2 separate regions of the Homo sapiens genome follow, and region 1 is linked to region 2. A link is an interaction called in ENCODE POLR2A ChIA-PET data of the cell type or tissue named here. Cell type or tissue: HCT116. All regions are shown on one strand. Region 1 has its middle 260 kb from the start of USP25. Region 2 overlaps ASMER1 (adipocyte associated metabolic related lncRNA 1).

Region 1 (4,000 bases), 600 kb before region 2:
ACCGTATAGTCACTTCATAGCTGAAGATTTTCATGTGGGATACAAAAAGATGATTATGTCTAAGGAGTGACATAGAGGCTTGTGATTTAGGAAGGCTTCGCTATCTTTCTTGACATCTTCTTTCAAATATTAGGAATTTATTCCATTATTTCTAGTTTTTAAAAACACATTGGTCTAGATATTTAAAAAATCAAAACAAAGTTTTAAAACTTTTCCTAAAGTTATTTATTAGGCTTACAGACTTACCGCCTCTTACAGTTGAGTATCTTAGGCTTGATGCCCAAGGGATGTTTTTCTTTTATAAGTTGAAAGTTGTCCGTATTCACTATTAAATTTAAATTTTCCAGGGATTAATCATTTATTTGTCACTTTTTCTGTCTTTTTCCTGCTGCCTGCTTTGGACTTACTTTTTTTTCTCTCTCTCTCTCTCTCTCTGTGTGTGTGTGTGTGTGTGTGTGTGTGTGTGTGTGTGTTTCCTCGGCATTACCTTCAAGGAGTAGAGAAATAACGAGATGAAAGACAAATCAGGTAACTTTACCATTCTATTTAACTTTTTACAGATGTGGAAAAGGAACCAAATTCAATGGGTAAAGTACAAATTTATCTCTGCATTAAGTTACCAATGCTTAGCCCTGTTCGTCGATACTGATACCCAGGTTGATTGTAGTGAAAAATGTCCTCATGTGCATTTTAATTTTGAGTAGCTGCTTTTTAGGGTTAAGGGGCTCTGCTGGCAGGCCCTGGTGCATTTGTGGGCAAAGGCAACACTGTTTTCCCGCTTTGAGAATCCCGTCCAAGTTACTAAAATGTGCTTTGAAATCATTTATAAAACATAAATAACAGATGGTGAATCATCCTATTCAGTATTGTCACGTATCTCTGCCATGATATCCACTGTTCAGCAACTCATATATTTCTTTCTGATTAAATAGTCATAGTTTTTTTTATTTTTTTTATGTTTTTTATTTTTTATTTATTTACTTTTTTACAGAGTCTTGCTCTATTGCTCAGGCTAAAGTGCAGTGGCATGATCTCAGCTCATTGCAACCTCTGCCTCCTGGGTTCAAGCAATTCTCCTGCCTCAGCCTCCCGAGTAGCTGGGATTACAGGTGCACACCACCACGCCCAGCTAAGTTTTATATTTTTAGTAGAGATGGGGTTTCACCATATTGGCCAGGCTGGTCTCGAACTCCTGACCTCGCGATCCACCTGCCTCGGCCTCTTAAAGTGCTGGGATTACAGGCATGAGCCACTGCACCTGACCTAAAATTCTACTCCTTTTCTACTTGTAAATGGAATCCAGTCATTTCTCTTTCTTCTGAATGAATTGGTTTAATCTTCGTTTGTGTTGAAAAAGAGTAGAACTTAAGACCATATTCAATCCTTCTATGTAGCACTGAGAAGGGGGGGTCTTTAAGGAAATTGGTTACAAGGAAAGTAGAGCTTTGGTGTTTTTCACATTTTTATTTATTTGCAAAGATGCACATGCCTTAAAGCTTTATAAAGATGCCATATAAAGTAATACATATAGGGGTCTCTCATTTCTTCCTCTAGAACTTGTACATGGTCTTATTCTACAGCCAATATTTTACAGATTGCATTTTACCTCTGTAGTGCAACTCTGAGAGCCGTGTCCCATATCTTTAGCCCATGATCCTCAATTAACAGATACAGCCAGATTTTCAAATAAATGACTAAAAGTAAGAGAATTCTCAAAATTTCTTATACTCATTCCTTTAAGCCAAAACTTTAAAAGATGCTAACCATTTCAAAAGACACTTTGCCAGAATAAATCATATTCCTCTGTGCTTTTAAAAACAGAGAATGCAATCTTAATTCTAATTTGTATTGTGGACTTAGAGTAGACTTTTATCCTAGTCAAAGGGCAAAGCAGACCACAGTGGCGCACTGCTCCTGGGAGACAGAGGTGTGGAGAATTCCATGTCTAGATGCCCATAGAAACACCATGCATTTTGACTTTCATTCCATACTCAACAAATATTTATTGGGCATTGGTGTGCTAGAGATTATGCTGATAACTAAGGCTACAATGCTACAAAGGTACTAACTCTGCTCTCAAAAAGTTTACAAGTCAGCAGAGGACAAAGACAAATAAATGTCTGGCATATAATTACCATTTGGGAAATGCTTCTAATAGAGGTGTGAACAGAGCTCTCCTGAGAGAATCAAGAAATAATTTTTAAATTTTCTTTAATTGAAAATATCTGTGTTGCCTCTTCTGATCATAAACATGCATGTAAAAAGTTTAGCTAATATTTAAAAAGTGTAAGAAGAAAATAAGACCACTTGTAAGCTCATTACTAAAAAATAACCACAAATTCCATTTTGGTACATTTCTTCCAAATTTTTATGGGAATTGCTGCATATAGTGGAGTGCATGTGTGTGTTTGTGTGTGTATATGTGTGCATGTGTTTTTACCAGATCGTCTGCCACAAGGCTGACCCCTAGTCTACATAGCCATCCTGCCCACTTTGCAATTTCCTGCTTTCTATCTCTGTTGGGTGGGAAATCAGACAACCAAACTTGTTTGGATGGTGTCTGAAAGAAGAGCAAATTACACTGAGTGCAAGTCTGAGGGCCTCTTCTCAGAGAAAAGAGCATGAGCTTTAGCACATGGTTTCTATTTTGAATCCTCAGAGGCCTTTTTTTCCCTTGCTTCCTGGGTTTCAGCTGTGTTCCTGGTACTTGAGGTTACTGGAGAGATGACCTCTCCATAAGCGAGCCGCTTTTTTCTAAATGTAGTTCCTGACTTTTAGAAACTAATGAGAATTTGGCAATGCCTGGCTATCAATAGCTTGTCACTATTAAGCAGTGAGCAAAAGCAGCCTCAATTTTAAGCCTCTACTTTCCCCCAGGAGAAGCCTGCCAATCTGTGCATAAAAGACATGTGGCAATTGGAACCCAATGCTAGTTATATTTGTCCTGTGTGATCCTTCATCTAGGGTTACCAGATAAAATATAGGACACCCAGTTAAATATGAATTTAAATAAACAATGGGTGATTTTAAAATATAAGTATGTCTCATGCAGTATTTGAGACATCCTTGTACAAAAAACTGTGCCTTGTTTTATCTGAAGTTCAAATGTATTCAAGTGTTCTGTATTTTTATTTACAAAACCTGATGATTTTACCCCATCTTTTCCAGGTACCAAATCACCATAATCAAACTCTTCTCCTCCCTCTTTTACTTCTTTTCTCCTTACTCACAAGGCTGGCCAGAGAGGCTCAGTTCAGTTGAATAGGATTTGCTTCTTACTTGGCTGTGATTCAAACAGTTTAAACAGAAGGCATGTTTGGTAATGGAATAATCTAGTTTAAATAAATGAAATATCTTAACATGAATGCAGAATCTCATTCAAAGACAATTAAATTGAGGTCAAATACGTATGTGTGTATAGATAGATAGAACCATTATGATTTTATAAGGAAAAGTTATTTCCAACTTAAGTTCATAATCTAAATCATAAGGATTTGAACAGAAAGATTTGGAAGGTTCCAATAAAGGTTAAGTTTCAAAATCATGGGGAAAGTTACCTAGAAAATAACTTTTCTCAATGCTTTTTTAATGATTCTAAAATCGTAGTCAAGGGAATTTATCTATTAATTCCTTTAAAGCTACTGCTAGCACTAAGCCAAGTGCATTGAGATGATTGATCTACATTTCTTCCCCATGATGACAATGATTATGCTGCTTTTTAGGAAATACCTGTATAGAATTGGAGAATTTAGAGTTTTTCTGCCTATTAAATGTATAAAATTCTGAGTTATTCTCTTATCTTAAAGTCAAAGAAGGCATAGTTAACGGTTTGTCCTGGATTAGAATTTGACCTCTGATCCTTACTTTTCAGACTGTACAGAAATCCCTTAAATGCTCTGATCTCCAGTTCCAGTATCTGAACAAAAGGATAGTGATACCTGAGGATTTGTGAGGCTTAAATGAGGTAACATATGCAAAAATATCTGGCCTGGCATAGTGG
Region 2 (4,000 bases):
CATTTATTGATGAAACAACTACTTAATAACCTCCAGAGGTGCTCACGCATACACAGCACATGAAAATAGTCCAGATAGAAAGTTTAAAGGGATTTCACAGTAGAAACCATGGAGATAGTGTGTGCAGTAACCCGTAGTCATTGCTGCCCTCATAGTATCTGATCTGAACCTGGCATAGCTTCAGAAAAAGCCAGGTGTTCAGGCTAAAATGAGAATGAGAAAAAAGGAGAAAGTTGCTTTCTTCTTATGTGAAAAATAGGGAATGAACATTTTATAGTTTGGTAGTAGAACCAGTTGTACGAGTTCTGCACTCGCCCATAGGGCTTAGCCTGAAGGGAGAAAAATATTTGTATTCAAAAATCACTTTAAGACTTATGGGAAGATATCTAAAGTTGGTGTATAGAATAAAGAACTGAGATTACAGTTGTATATCTGATTTGTTGGGACCACGTTTGAAACTTGAACTACTATATTTTAAAAGTTTTTTTTTTGAGTGACAATTTCCAGTTCTGTTTTTGGCATGAGGAAGTGATACAAGAAAGCTTCCTACTCTTGCACTTCTTTGTGTGTTCCCTTATTATTAAGTTTTGCTATTAAGTATTCATTTACAGTGTTCTGCCAGATAATTTATTTTAGATGTCGAGACAAGATCATTTGTTTATTGGATCCAGGTATTCTGCTATTCTTGGTTTGAAGAGGAAGTAGCTTTAAGTAAGAAATTCCCACACATTATTAATATGTATGCCCCTCTAGGTGAGTATGTATGTGTAGGAGAGAGACAGACCCACAGCTAGAGGCAGAGAATGGGACACAGAAAAAGGAGACAAAGAAACCATGGTGTCTCAGGTAATAAAATTACTTGCAAAGTTATTGAATAATGATATTGCATTTGCACATTGTACATTCCCTTTTCTTTCAAGTTTCAGTATCTCTCAACAGTCTAGGTGCTGTATGGCTGCTATTGCAGATGGAACTGGGGGAAACAGAGCAAGAGACAGATGAGGAAAAAAGAAATTATATGTATGTTTGCACGTAGAGTTCATCTCCTTTATTCCTCTCTCCTAGTTCAGTTAGTTGGAAGGATTCTGGTACTGTTTCTTTCATTTAACAACTTATCTGCTTTGACAAAGACAAATCAACTTCGACTTTTTGTGGCCCTTAGGGAAAATATTCTATATCTAGTGGTGAAATGGATTGATTTGATTAAAGCCACTGTGCAATCTCTGCTGAAGAAAGAAAATTATATTTTCCTTCACTGAAGATTGAAGAAGAGAAAACATCTGAATAAATATTTTGTTATATTTGATTTTAAAGAATGCATATGGAGAGGGTATAGAGATTGCCTTTAAACTTCAAGTTTGGAAATAAATACATATACATACATGTTACATATTTATGGTGGGAAATATGAGTAAAGTTAAAAGGACTTAATAACTGAGTGCTTTTATCAACAAATTAAAGTTTTCATTACACTTAATCAAATTTTTGTGAACTGCAGCAAAGTGTTTTTTTTCACCCCTACCCTCCCTCCCTCTCTGTCCCTCCCTCCCTTCCTTCATTTCTTCCTTTCTTTTCCTTCCTTCTTTTGAGGAGCTAAAATAAGTTTTTTTTTTCCTTAGCATTTTATCTTAAAAGTCTGGCTATGTAGTGACAGCTGGCTTAAAAAGATACCCTCACATCCTCTTCCACAAGAACCTCTCTGATATTTCAAGTCAATCCTGTGCAGAAGTTTTGAAGTTCTAAAACAATCACAAAGTTTTATTGTTTCTCAAGATTCTCCAGGACTATGAGAACTTAGGTATTCAAGAAAGGCATTTGAAAGGAACAAGAAGTACAAGTATTAGCTTTGTTCCATTCAAGTTAGGGTAGCTGCATTGCTACTATTTTCTTCCCGGTAAAACATGCTTCTCTACGTTTTTTCCTATCCCCTAGTCCCCAGCATTGTGGACTGCGAAATTATGTGACCATCCTATCCACAAGCAGTGCAGATTTTTGTTAAGAAAACAGAGGAACATGTCATTGACTTCTTATTAACGAAAGGAGGCCGTTGTCAAAATAAGAGACAATCTGAGAAAGAAGGGGAAATTCAGCCTGTTGCCACATCACTCAAGGCACGGCTGTACTTGGCATAAAAATTAAAGGGAAATGAGTTGAAAATGAAGACTTGTTACATTCTCTTTTGTAGTCAATTCTTCTTTCAGCCTCTCCCAGGAAGGAGAATGTGTTTTTTCCAAACAAGGAGCAGCAGGGGTTATCTTTTTTTGGACAAGCTAAAATCTGTCTCCTTGTCAAAGGAGACAGATCAGGTCAAAGAGGACTCTGCCTCCCAGAAACAGAGTGCAGAAGCTTAAATTCTGGTTCATGACAAGAACAAAGGGTTCTTGAGGAGGAAGCAAAATGCCGTCTCACTTGCTGGGCCACAAATTGCAGCACTGATTTAAAAATTATACACATGGCTTTTTTGAGCCATGCCAAAACCCTTTTCTCATTTTAGTGTCACTACTGGTTAGTTTGTTTGTTATGTGTGACATCTTTTTTTTTCCTCTAAGAACCATGAAACTATGCAAAGAATAGAAAGATCACAATATGGTCTTGTGGATGTCACTGCTTGAAAAGCAAAAATGCTAGTGAATTAACCATGGTTAGCAGGGATTAAGAAGAGTAAACAGTCTGAAGCAGAATGAATGTGATTGCAAGTGTTTTCAAAGGCCTTTCCTCCCCCAACTTTTTTTTTTTGAGAAGGAGTCTGGGTTTTGTCACCCAGGCTGGAGTGCAATGGCGTGATCTCAGCTCACTGCAACCTCTGCCTCCCGGATTCAAGTGATTCTCCTGCCTCAGCCTCCCGAGTAGCTGGGATTACAGGCACTTGCCACCACGCCTGGCTAATTTTTTTGGATTTTTAGTAGAGACGGGGTTTCACCATGTTGGCCAGGTTGGTCTCGAACTCCTGATCTCAGGTAATCAGCTCACCTCAGCCTCCAAAAGTGCTCGGATTACAGGCATAACCACCGTGCCTGGCCAACATTTTATTTAAAAAAAATCAAAGCTACAGAAATTGCAAGCATAGTAAAATAAGCAGTCATATGCCCTTCGTGTAGCTCTATGCTGATAGGATAGCCACTATCCACATGTGGTTAGCAGCCGCTTGAAAAGTGCTAGTCCAAATTGAAATGTGATATTCTACGTTTCTTTCTAAAATATAACCAATTCCTAATGTTTTCTGAAAAGTGAACATTTTATATGCTTCTAAACCAAGCATATAAAAATTGAATAAATATAAACCACATAAAATGATTCAAAAAATATACATATATAAAACATATATATTTGCATATAAAGACTAGACTCAGAGATATGTATCTGTGTTTAAAAGTTTAAAAGTTTAAAAGCCAACAGTCAGTAACTTTGAGACTTTACGGTTATGGATCTGTGGGTGTAGTCCTTATATGCAAATATGTGCTTTGTATATGTATCCATATATAAATCTTTGGTGCAGGTCTGATTATTTTCTTGGGATAATTCCTAAGGAGTAAAATTACTAGGTCAAAAGGAATTAACAATTCTTAAATACTTGATTCACATTGCTAAATAACTCTCCAGTAAAATTGTATCAAACCAAAGTCTCACATGATATTTGAGAGGGACAAGTTCATTTGCCAACACTAGTCATTATGCTTAAAAAACATCTTTCTCAATTTGTAAAGAAAGCTGCATCTGGTTTTATTTTGCAAGTGAGTATCAACTGTTTTGTATTCTTTTTCATTTGCTTTTTTGAGCACACTTTGGTGTGCTGCAGGAAAACACAGGAGGTTGACCCATGGAGACTTAGAGAGGTTCAAGATGTAGATATGAACTGGAGCAGCCCTCACATATTTGTGGTAGTTGATACTACAGGATGGCTTGAGGTATTTCAAGGAATATCAGGCTGGGCATGCTGGTGCATGCCTGTATCTCCAACACTTTGGTAGGCTGAGGCAGGATGATCCCTTGAGGCCAGGAG

What was found. ChIA-PET counts read pairs that join two places held together with the same protein. Peaks named below come from ENCODE experiments on the same cell type or tissue, not always from the same donor. Only the 100,000 strongest peaks of a DNase experiment are listed, where the experiment ranks them.
Region 1: POLR2A ChIA-PET joins it to region 2 with 7 read pairs; 2 of 35 experiments call an interaction of 5 or more read pairs at or near these places.

Annotation. Positions count from the first base shown.
Region 1 is chr21:15,467,252-15,471,251 of GRCh38, reverse strand. No RefSeq gene overlaps it. Among named protein-coding and RNA genes, the nearest start is that of USP25, 260 kb to the left of the region's middle. In HCT116, no CTCF peak of the experiment used is centred here; no DNase peak of the experiment used is centred here.
Region 2 is chr21:14,867,027-14,871,026 of GRCh38, reverse strand. The region is part of intron 1 of ASMER1 (adipocyte associated metabolic related lncRNA 1); the gene reads left to right. Among named protein-coding and RNA genes, the nearest start is that of ASMER1, 50 kb to the left of the region's middle. RefSeq lists an enhancer at 165-214. In HCT116, no CTCF peak of the experiment used is centred here; no DNase peak of the experiment used is centred here; H3K4me3 peaks cover 187 bases; H3K27ac peaks cover 1,202 bases.